2 separate regions of the Homo sapiens genome follow, and region 2 is linked to region 1. A link is an interaction called in ENCODE POLR2A ChIA-PET data of the cell type or tissue named here. Cell type or tissue: OCI-LY7. All regions are shown on one strand. Links, peaks and the distances in the headings refer to the core of each region. The heading gives the core; the rest is flanking DNA. Region 1 overlaps CAMSAP3 (calmodulin regulated spectrin associated protein family member 3). Region 2 overlaps EVI5L (ecotropic viral integration site 5 like).

Region 1 (5,360 bases), core at 4-5,003:
GCCATTTTCCCAGTCCCGTTCGCGGCTTCCAGGCAGGCGGCTTGGGGACATGAGACCTGACGGGGAGGGAGCCCTGCAGTGGGAGAAGGATGGGATGGAGGTGGGGTCAGGATGGGATGGAGGTGGGGTCAGAGATGGGAAGCTTCCCTATGTGCAGAGGGGCCAAGGAAAATAAGGGCCACGGCTGGGCATCGTGGCTCATGCCTGTAATCCCAGCACTTCGGGAGGCCAAAGCGGGCAGATCACTTGAGGTCGGGAGTTCGAGGCCAGCCTGGCCAACATGGTGAAACACCGTCTCTACAGGCACGGGTAACCCCAGCTACTCAGGAGGCTGAGGCACGAGAATCACTTGCACCCAGGGGGCGGAGGTTGCCGTGAGCCAAGATTGCGCCACTGCACTCCAGCCTGGGCGACACAGCAAGACTCCCTCTCAAAAAAACAAAAAAAAAAAAAAAAAAAAAAAAGGCGGGCCACACACACTGCAGAGGAGGCGGTATACACTGCACACCCTCCCAAGTCCATGCAGTGCCCCGTGCTGTCCTCCTCCCACAGGAACACCTGGCACTCAAGTGCACTGAGGCACATGCTTGAGTCCTGTCTGCCAGGTACAGACTATGCCCCATGCACACGTGCCCACACGCGTCCCTCCATCTCTTCATGGCGTATCCATAAACTCGAGCCATACCGCCCTCTAGGTTCACCCAGATGCCCACACACCTCCCAGGCTCTGGGAAGCCACCCGGCATACGAACCCCGCCTGTGCGGGCTAAACTCACCGAGACGTGGGCCTCTTCACCCCGAGGTTATTGTGGGCCTCGTTGGCCACAGTGGACAGTGACAGGGTGGACTGGGAATAGATTTTGCTCAGCCGAGAGCCTGGGGACAGAGATTGCAGGTCAGTGCCCACCAGAAGCCCCTGCCCTCCACAACACCCGGTCCAGCAGGCTGTGGGGGGAACACAGGAGGAGTCAGTCCTGCCCAAGACCCCTCGGCCCTCTGCAGCACCCCTATGGGGGGACCCCTCTATGAGGGAGGATGCTTTGCCCAGCAGGCAAGTGGGGAGCAGCACTGGGTCAGCCCCTACTGGCAACGCCTCACCCCAAACATACTCCCAAAGGTTCCTATCCATGAAGCCACAGAAGAAAGACCCCTCATCCCACTGCACCCCACATCCCTATGGAAGTCTTTTTTTTTTTTTTTTGTCTTATTTCTGAGACGGAGTCTCGCTCTGTTGCCCAGGCTGGAGTACAGTGGTGCAATCTTGGCTCACCGCAACCTCCACCTCCCAGGCTCAAGCGATTCTCCTGCCTCAGTCTCCCAAGTAGCTGGGACTACAGGCATGCCATATGCCCGGCTAATTTTTGTATTTTTAATAGAGATGGGCTTTCACCATGTTGGCCAGGCTGGTCTCAAACTCCTGACCTCAGGTGATCCGCCCGCCTCAGCCTCCCAAAGTGCTGGGATTACAGGCGTGAGCCACCGCGCCCGGCCCCCTATGGAAGTCTTTACCCAAGAGACAGTGTCCAACCCCACCTGAGGCCCCCTGTCACCCCACATACCCGCCCCCTCCCGGCACCCCTGCTTACATCTCCCTCCCCCTCCCCCCTTACCCATGGGGGCCTCACCCAGTGAGCCCCGGAAAGGGCACTGGGCAGGCCCCGTCCCCCAAGGGTCCTCACCCAGCAGGCCGCGGGCTGGGCTTCGTGCCAGGGCTGAGTCGTCACAGCAACCCGAGCGAGGCCGGGTGGCCCTCCGCCCGCCCCGACCTGGACCCCCGGACCCCGCAGCCCGGGGCCGCAGCACCTTATCGAGGTCGTCCATCAGCTTCAGCTGGGCCCGGCGCTCGTACTCCTGCCGCGTGAAGTCCCCCTTCCGGGGGCCCACCTCCTCCTCGGCTGGAGCCCGGGCAGCAGGGGCTGGAGTCGCCATCGGGACTGCGGACACAAGCGGGGCTGGGCCCGGGGCCTCCTCTTGGGCCAGCCTGCAGATCACAGGGAATCGGCATCAGAACCGCTCACGGGGTCCGCGGTGGCAGACAGGCCAAGGAGCGGGCGTCCCGGGCAGGCCCGGCCTCACCTCGCGGCCTCCTCCCTCCGCTGTTCCTTCTCCACCTCCTGCCACTGCTTGCGCCGCCGCGCCTCCTCTGCTCGCCGCTGCTGCCGCTCCAGCAGGCTGGCCCGCTTTTGGGCCATCTCGTCCTCAGGCTTGTCTTCATCCTGGGGACAGACGCCGAGTCCAGCCAGCCACCCCCTCCCCCAACATGGCTGGAGGCCCATCTTCCCTCCACCCAGCCTGCCCGCCACCCACCTGTGCTTTTGTTTTCATCATTGTTCTAAATGCACTTAGTTGGTGCCTACTGTATGCACAGCCCCACACTAAGTACTGGGACACAACAGGGATGGGATACACTGGGTGCCGCTCACACACACACTGCTTAACCCAACGGGGAAGACAAAAGCAGCAGACAGCAGTGAGTGCCAGCAAAAGCTCGTGTTGGGCACAGACACTCTACACTGCGGGAGGACCCCGGCCTGGCCTGGAGACACCCAGGAAGGCTTCCCAGAGGAAGTACCCTGTAGAATGATCAGGATTTAACTAGGTGGGCGTACAGAGCAGAGCGTTCCAGGCAGAGGGGACAGCTAGTGCCGAGGCCCTGAGGCTGGAGCAAACCTACTGGGGGGCACGGAAGTACAAGGGGGCCAGTGTGGCTGGGACACAGAGCTGAGGACAGTGGCGCAGGACTAAGTCAGAAGTGAGTACAGGCCAGACGCGGTGGCTCACACCTGTAATCCCAGCAGTTTGGGAGGCCAAGGCAGGTGGATCACTTGAGGTCAGGGGTTCGAGACCAGCCTGGAGAAACCCTGTCTCTACTAAAAATGCAAAAATCAGCTGGGCGTGGTGGCATGCTCTTGTAGTCCCAGCTACTCAGGAGGGTGAGACAAGAGAATCACTTAAACCCAGGAGGTGGAGGTTGCAGTGAACCGAGATCATGCCACTGCACTCCAGCCTGGGCCACAGAGCGAGACTCTGTCTCAAAAAACAAAAAACAAAAGAAAACAAAACAAAAAAAAAAAATGAAAAGGAAGTCCTCCCCAGGGCTTTGGGCTGTGCTCACTTTTTTTTTTTTTTTTTTTTTTTTGAGATGGAGTCTCGCTCTGTTGCCCAGGCTGGAGTGCAGTGGCACGATCTAGGCCCACTGCAAGCTCCACCTCCTGGGTTCACGCCATTCTCCTGCCTCAGCCTCCTGAGTAGCTGGGACTACATGCGCCCGCCACCACGCCAGCTAATTTTTTGTATTTTTAGTAGAGACGGAGTTTCACCATGTTAGCCAGGATGGTCTCGATCTCCTGACCTCATGATCCGCCTGCCTTGGCCTCCCAAAGTGCTGGGATTACAGGCATGAGCCACTGCGCCCGGCCACCCTGGGGAGGACTTTCATTCTAAAAGCAAGGGTAAGGGGAGCAGTCAAAATCCCCGACCACTCAGTGCAAAATGGCCCGGGATGGAGGCAGGCAGCAGAGGCCAGTCAGGTAACCCTAGGTGTCCCCGGCTGGGAAAGCCATGGGAATGGAGAGACAGTGGACACAGGGCAGGGCCAGGAAAGGGGTGGTAGGAGCGTGCTGGGGGCGAGGGGGTGAAGGAGAGGATGAGCAAGGAGGTGCGCTGAAGATCCTGGTCCTGTCCGTCTATCTGTCCATCACCCACCCACCCATGCAACCAGCCATTCATCCATCTGTCTATCCATGACTCCTCCCTGTTTCTCCACCCCTCCCCACATCTATCTATCCCCCTTGTCCGGCCACCCATACCTTGTTTGGGAGGGACATGACTGGGTCAGCCCCCACTGGAAACCCCTCACCCCCAAACATACCCGAGGGCCTCACTCATTAAGCCACAGGGGGAGGACCTCTCACCCCACTGCACCCCCACAGCCCCTTGTGGAAGTCCTTACCCAACAGACAGGGTCAAATCCCATCTGAGGCCCCTGTCACCCCACATACCTGCCCCCCACCGTGCAAATGTCCCTTTCCCCCCTCTCCCACCCATGGAGGCCTTACCCAGCCACTCACACCTGTTCTGTCCATTCATACCTGGCTCCCCATCTATCCCCCACCCGCCCACCCATCCTTCAGTAAAGCCCTATTCATCCAATAGTGGGTTTGTCCACCTCCCCCCGCCCCCACCCGCCCCCGCCCCAGGCCCAGGACCCTCCAGCCACCTGCTCGGGGACTCACCTTGTAGAAGAACCCCAGCCCCACCCGGGGCTCCCCCTCCGAAGACGCCTCCTCCTCCAAGGAATCCTCAGCACCAGCGGGGCTCCCGTCTCCCTCGTCCTCGGCGGCGGGATCTGCCAGGCTGCCCAGCGGGATCTCGATGAGGCCCGGCCGGGCGGCTGGCTCCTCGGGGGGCGTCTCCTCCGCCAGGAGGATGGAAGAGCGCGTCTGCACGGGCACCTGGCTCGGCGAGAACTTGCGCAGGTGGGGGAGGCTGTCTACGTCGTGGGGTGGCGTAAGCACCCTGGTCAAGGGTGCCAGCCGCAGCTCCGCTGGCCGCGTGTGTTTCGGGCTGCGGGGTGACTGGCTGGGCCCGGGCCCAGGGCTGCGCCGGGTGGCCGGGACTCGCCGGGCGGGGCTGGGGGATGCAGCTTTGGGCCCCGTCGTGGGGCCAGGGATGACCCACGCAGCAGGTGGTGGGGCGGATCCGGGGGCCTCGGGCGGGGCCAGGAGCCGCTGCTGCTGGTCCGTGAGCCTCTGCATGTCCCGCTGCAGCGAGCTCAAGGCGGCACTCAGCTTGCTGACCGCTCGATTGTATTCCCCCAGCCCCTCGTGGGGCACCGGGCCCAGGTCTGGCGAGAAGGTCACTGCCTTGGGCCGTGAGGTTGGCTCACCCTGGCCCTCGCCTGCGGGCCGCTCCCCACCAGGGACTGGACCGGAATCGGCCTCCTCCGCCTCTGCTTCCGCCTCCCCAGAGGCTTCCCGCGGCTGCACCTGCAGGAAGGCGCTTTTGCCCAGCCGCTGGCGGTGCTTGGCGAATATGGCCTCAATCCGTCGCTTCTGAGCCTCGATGGCTCTGCGTTTCTCCTCCAGCCGGGCGCTGAGCTCACTCATCTCCGAGCTCAGGGCCTCCGGCGGGGCCGGAGTGGACGTGGGGGACCCCGCTCCGGCCTCAGCCTCTGCCTTCACCAGCTGTTTCTTGCGTTCTGCAAAGCTGGTCATTTTCACCTCGGAGTTGGTGGCTGCTGGGGACGAAGCCACCGCCTTCGGGGACCCCTCGGATGGGGCTGGCGGTTTCGATGCCTCCCCCACCAGACAGGGAGATGGTTTCGAGGGGGTCTCGGGGTGTGGCATGTACACTGGTGC
Region 2 (5,360 bases), core at 295-5,294, 240 kb before region 1:
TCTAGCAGCATGTCCTGGAGGCACACTTCCCTATGAAGTGGAGGGAGGCGGGAGCGGAGCCCAGCTCTTGGCTGGTGATGAGGGCCTGGAAGCAGATGGCCTCTCAGTCCTCCATTTGGGAGGACTCCCAAAATAGTGCAGGCTCGAGGGGGTGGGGAATGGCTCCTGCTGAATGTGTGAATGGGTCCCTGGGTGCTTTCCTTCCTCTGGGAGCTCCGTGGGAGAGTGGAGTCGATGCCAAGTCAGAGAGCAGTTGGGGAGGAACCCAGAAGCCCTGGGATGGTGTCTGCATGGGAATGTGTAGGGAGGCAGCCACAATGGGCCTGGGCCTTCCTTTCTCTCCTTCCTGTCCCCCTCCCCCATCCCCCTCTCTCCTCCCTTCCTTCCTGGAACCCAGTACTGGGGGAAACACACACAGGTGGGATGCAGGTATCCGGGAAGCTCATAGAAGCTGCCACGCTGCTGGAGTTTGCCTCATACAGGAGCGTGGGCATGCCCCGCGTGGGGTTGTGCTGTGTGTGTGCATATGTATGGTTGTGTGTGCATGGGGGTGGGGGATTCTGACCTGGGGTCACTCCCAAAGCTTATCCAGGACCCCTCCTGTGCCCCAGGGTCCCCCCGACACCTGCCCGTCTGCCTCCCCATTGCACCTTTTCCATGTCGAGAACCTTGTCCTGCATCTCCCGAAGGGCCCCCAGTGTCTCCGTCTCCCGCAGCCTCGACTGCTCCAGCTCGGTCTCCAGGTGGGACACGAAGTCTTCTGTGAGGCGGGGGTTCTCCTGGGGGAGGCAGAGAGCTGCGTGGGGCCCCAGGCCATGGCTGGGGGATGGGCAGCCTCCATGCCTGCTGGCTTCTCCCCGCCTCCCCAGAGCCCTTCAGCAGGGAGAGGGGCCCAGGCTTGGGGTGTCCTGGGCTGGACCCCCTGATGCTCAGGGCCTAGAGGTCCTGGCATCCATGCAGCTGGCCCGGTCCAGCTTCCTTCCTGGAAAGGCTGCACAGAGGGGACATTCTGAAAGGTGACTTGCCTTGGCCTTCGGATGCCCCGCGGGACCCCAGTGACTGGTTTTCCGGGATCACTGGTGAGGGTGGGAGATGGGTTCTTGCTGGGTGGTCACCGTTCCAGCCACATGGTGGGCGAGGCAGGGGGTGGGGGAGAGGCCTGGGGCTGTGCACCTGTCTTTCCACCTCTCTCCTCTGCATCCCACCCTCCATTTCAAATCAGGGAAGGATGAGGAAAGAGTTTGTGGGTATCACCCTCTTGCTCCATGCCCTGGCTTCTCAGAAGTTCCCCAGTGGGGGCCCCTGGAGTGATGGACACTGCCACCTGGACCTGAAAAAGGACACCTGGTCCCTGGGGTGGGAGCCGGGCTCCCTCTCACTGACCTTGTGGCCTGGCAGGACAGTTCTCTGGGGGACTGCCTCAGCCCTCCCAGCCACCATCCTCTTCCTGTGGGTCTCTGAGATCCACGTGTGACGGTGGCTCTGCCTCGGCCCAGATGGCCTCCAGGCCCCATGTGGCTCCTCTGGGCCACCTCATCTTGCCTGCAGTGGCCTCCCTTTGGGCCTGAGGAGGTGGCCTTGGGCCTCCCCGATCTCTGCATCCCCCCAAGGTTGGAGCTCAGGGGTGGCTGGTGGAGTCTCTCTAACGAGCCTGAAAGGCGGCCTCATGCAGTGGGTGGGATGAGCCCAGCCTCAGTTTCCCTAATGTCCATGCTGCCTCAGAGCAAGGTGGGACAAGAGTGCTCACAGACTCTGAGGGCCACAACGCCAGCATCATACGGATGTGGTTCATGGGGACAAGTGAGAAACAGTGAAGCTCTCCTTCTCCCCAGGAGCAGTGGATCCGCTAGAATCCCTGGGCCAAGGCTTGAGCCACAGTCTCTGGGCCTGGGGGCGGAGGGGGCACCTCTGTATTGGATGGCTCTTCTTTCTCAAGCACTCCATGGTTTCTCCAACCTACACCCCACTGCCAGGCCCTGCTGGGTCAGGCCAGGATGGCAGCGGGACCTACAGCGTCGCTCCCGGCCCCTCCAGGGCATGTGTCCCTGTGGCCTGCAGGGCTTAGGACTGCAGCCACTGGGGGTCCCTGCGATCAGGAAGGCCAACTGCTGAGTGCAGCTGCAGTTAAGTTTTTTTTTTTTTTTTTTTTGAGATGGAGTCTTGCTCTGTCACCCAGGCTGGAGTGCGGTGGTGCCATCTTGGCTCACTGCAACCTCCACCTCCCGGGTTCAAGTGATTCTCCTGCCTCAGCCTCCTGAGTAGCTGGGACTACAGGTGCGCACCACCATACCCAGCTTATTTTTGTATTTTTATTAGAGATGGGGCTTCATCATGTTGGCCAGGCTGGTCTCGAACTCCTAACCTCAGGTGATCCACCTGCCTCAGCCTCCCAAAGTGCTGAGATTAAGGCGTGAGCCACTGCACCAGGTCGCAGTTAAGTTCTAAAAGCTTTCAGGAGAAGAAAATCTTGGGGTGGGGCCCCACTCATGGGCCTGCCCATCATGGGACCCAAAGTTCATGGCCCTCAAGACACTCAAGGTGCCCCCTCAGCCCCACCCTGCTGGCTCAGAGCTCCCCAAACAGTCCCGGACTGCCCTGCTCCCATTCTCCATGGCTGGCCCCCCAGGGACACCTAACAATCCTTCAGACCCTGGGGACAGGCAAGAGCCTCCGTAAGGAGTCACAGCCCTGTCTGCTGCCTGTGACACAGAGGAAACCCTGCAGGGACAGCCCGGTCTTCAGAGGCCTCCGTGCTGAGGCTGGGGGTTGGGAAGTCAGATACTGCAGACACACTATGAGGTGGCAAGAAATGGATATCAGGATGTCTCAGAATGTGGAGCTGCTGGGGGAGAATCTGCGCTTGTCTCTGGGTTCCCCTTACCCCAGAAAGGAACAGGAGGGCCAGGTGCTGAGGCGGGGCAGATTATGAGCCCTGAAAGAAAACCGTTGGGCGGGGGCGGGGGCGCGGGTCATGGCCCCGCCCAGCAGCCCCGCACACCCGCCCCTACCTGCTGCTCCTGTAGCTGCCGGATGGTGCTCTGTGCCTTCTGCAGGTCCTCGGCCGCCGAGCTGCACTGCTGCCGCACCACCGCCAGCTCCCGCTTGATGACGTAGTTCTCCTCCGCCTCCTGCGCCCGTGTCACTTGCCCCTGAGAACAGCGAGGACAGGGGGCAGGGGGAGGCCGTGACCCTCGGCTCCCACCCAAGGCCCTGCCTCCCGCCACAGGGGGAGGCCCAGAGAGTGGAGGTGGGGGGAAGTGAGGTGGGGGCCTCCCGTACTCAGAGCCTGGGATGAGCGTCCCACTGGGCCTGGGGACGTGGGTGGGTGACAGGCAGGAATAGGACACCTGGAGGAGCCCGGGAGGAACAGAGCTAGCCCTGGGCTTGGAAAGCTCCATCTCCTTCCCCACTCTGGCTCTCAGTCTCTGCCCCAGTTGGGATCCTTATCCAGGGGCACAGCGAGGCCACCTGTGCCTATTCATGCCAGACTCTGCCGGTGAGGGTGAGGATCTGGGGACAGCTGAGGCCCCGGCAGGAGAGGGCTGGGCTCCCCAGGGCATTCACCTCTCCCAGCGGCATCTTCTCTAGTCCTGGGCTCTGGGGCCTCCACCTGCCTGGAGCTAAGACCCCCTTTTTTCCCCCACCTCATCTTTGTCCCCTACCCAACTTGGGCCCCCCATTCCAGGCTCAAAGCCACCAGGTGGCGGGTGGCAGCTTCCAGATAAAGCCATTCAAGATGAGGTGGCAGCAGGAGCAGGTGAGCTAGAGAAGGTGGTAGCAGGCATTGCAGGTAGGAGCAGAGAGCAGCAGCGTGAGGGCCGGGCGTGTGTGTGCGTGTGTGTGTGTGCATGTGTTGTGTGTGTGTGTGACCGCAGCACTGCACACACCAGGGCCTTATGTGAATATGGTTTTAGGTTCCCCAGCCCTCCTGGGTCCCCACCCTGTGTCGCCCGGAGGAAGCTTTCTGTACATGCATGTGGACATTCACACCCAAACGCACTCACAGCCCCTCCACACACACCCTTCTCCCCACTTCACATGCCCCGCCCCCCCGGGAAGCCTCTGTGTCCCCCAGAAGCGGTCCCCAGCTGCTCCATGCATGGCGCCAGGCCTGCCCGCAGAATGGCAGGGAAGAGGCGGTTACTGGCTGTCATGTGCAGGGTGCAGGGAAGGGGCCAGGAAGGAATCCGGAGAGGGGATAAAAAGCTACAGTACCTGGATTAACCTATCAGCCAGAGCAGCGCTCTCCTACCCGGCGAAGGGGGTTCCCAGCGACAGGGGGAGGAGGCAGAGCGGAAGGCGCGGGGACAGGAGAGGGGAGACAGACAAGAACCACTTGTCACTAACGCAGTGGACTATCTCTAGAAGCGGGGGAGAGAGGAGGGAAGACCAGAGAACCAGCAGGAGAGGACCCGGAGGAAGACCAAAGCTAGAGCCAGCTCCGTCCTGGAGAGGGGTTCGGTGTGAGCGGGGAGGTCGGGGGTGCCCGCGGCTGTGGGGGAGGCCGCAGGGCTGGGAAACCCACTGTCCCACCCTCCAGGGTCAGCCGGGCCGCTGCTGGCTGGAAAAACTGTGGGGGGCAGGGGGACTTTTGGCTTCGTGCGGACCTCCTGGAGAGTGGGAGAGGAGGGGGTGCGTTGTAATTTTAAGGCAGAACAAGGCTTTGGGGTGAGGGCAACCAAATCCGGCTGCCAACCCACTTCCTGTGGCCAGTGGAGGGTCAAGTGAGGACGAGTGAGGAGCAGGAATTGGGGGCTCCCGGGGCTGGGGCTCAGTGAGCCCCCAATTCCACCCCCATCTTTAGCATGTTGGGGAGCAGAGTCCGGGCTGTGGCTCCCCACCATGGCGCCACGCTTCTCCTCCACTGGGTTTCCTTTCCTTTCTTTTGAGGGCAAGACTTCCAAATTACAGGGTGGGGTGGCTTGTGGCCCAATTACGGGGCTCGTCCATCAAAGTGGCAGTTCTCCCTCCTCCTCACCCCTCCCCGTCTGTGCAGCCGGGGAGGGCACAGAACACAAATGGATTCCCGTGGCTGCAGGCCACTGGGTTGTAACTCGCCCCCACTCCAGGATTAATCACCATACGAGTCGCCCCCAGTTGCAGGGCACTCCAAATCGGGTTCAGGTCGGGTCCTGGGGCAGGAAGGTAGGGCTGCTTAGTCCTCCAGAGAGGAGAAGACTTGGAGGAGTCCACCCCAGGTTAGCGGCCATGCCCCGCATGGTGGGTCACACCCCATGGCGACCATGTCCTCACAGTGGCCACGCCCCTCACCTTCTCTAGGGTTTCAATCCGCTGTTTCAGGAGCCGGTTCTCCGTCCGAAGTCTCTATGGGGGTGGGGGGAGATCACGTCATAGCCCGC

What was found. Peaks named below come from ENCODE experiments on the same cell type or tissue, not always from the same donor. Only the 100,000 strongest peaks of a DNase experiment are listed, where the experiment ranks them.
Region 2: POLR2A ChIA-PET joins it to region 1 with 5 read pairs; 6 of 35 experiments call an interaction of 5 or more read pairs at or near these places.

Annotation. Positions count from the first base shown.
Region 1 is chr19:7,612,039-7,617,398 of GRCh38, reverse strand. CAMSAP3 (calmodulin regulated spectrin associated protein family member 3) reads right to left here. Exons shown (of 17, transcript NM_020902.2): 11 at 4,236-5,360; 12 at 2,077-2,216; 13 at 1,680-1,981; 14 at 777-876; 15 at 1-73. Among named protein-coding and RNA genes, the nearest start is that of MIR6792, 2.7 kb to the left of the region's middle. In OCI-LY7, for the core only: no CTCF peak of the experiment used is centred there; no DNase peak of the experiment used is centred there.
Region 2 is chr19:7,855,980-7,861,339 of GRCh38, reverse strand. EVI5L (ecotropic viral integration site 5 like) reads right to left here. Exons shown (of 20, transcript NM_001159944.3): 11 at 5,272-5,325; 12 at 4,216-4,248; 13 at 3,009-3,149; 14 at 651-779. Among named protein-coding and RNA genes, the nearest start is that of PRR36, 16 kb to the left of the region's middle. RefSeq lists an enhancer at 3,238-4,023. In OCI-LY7, for the core only: no CTCF peak of the experiment used is centred there; a DNase peak (open chromatin) is centred at 3,019; H3K4me3 peaks cover 274 bases.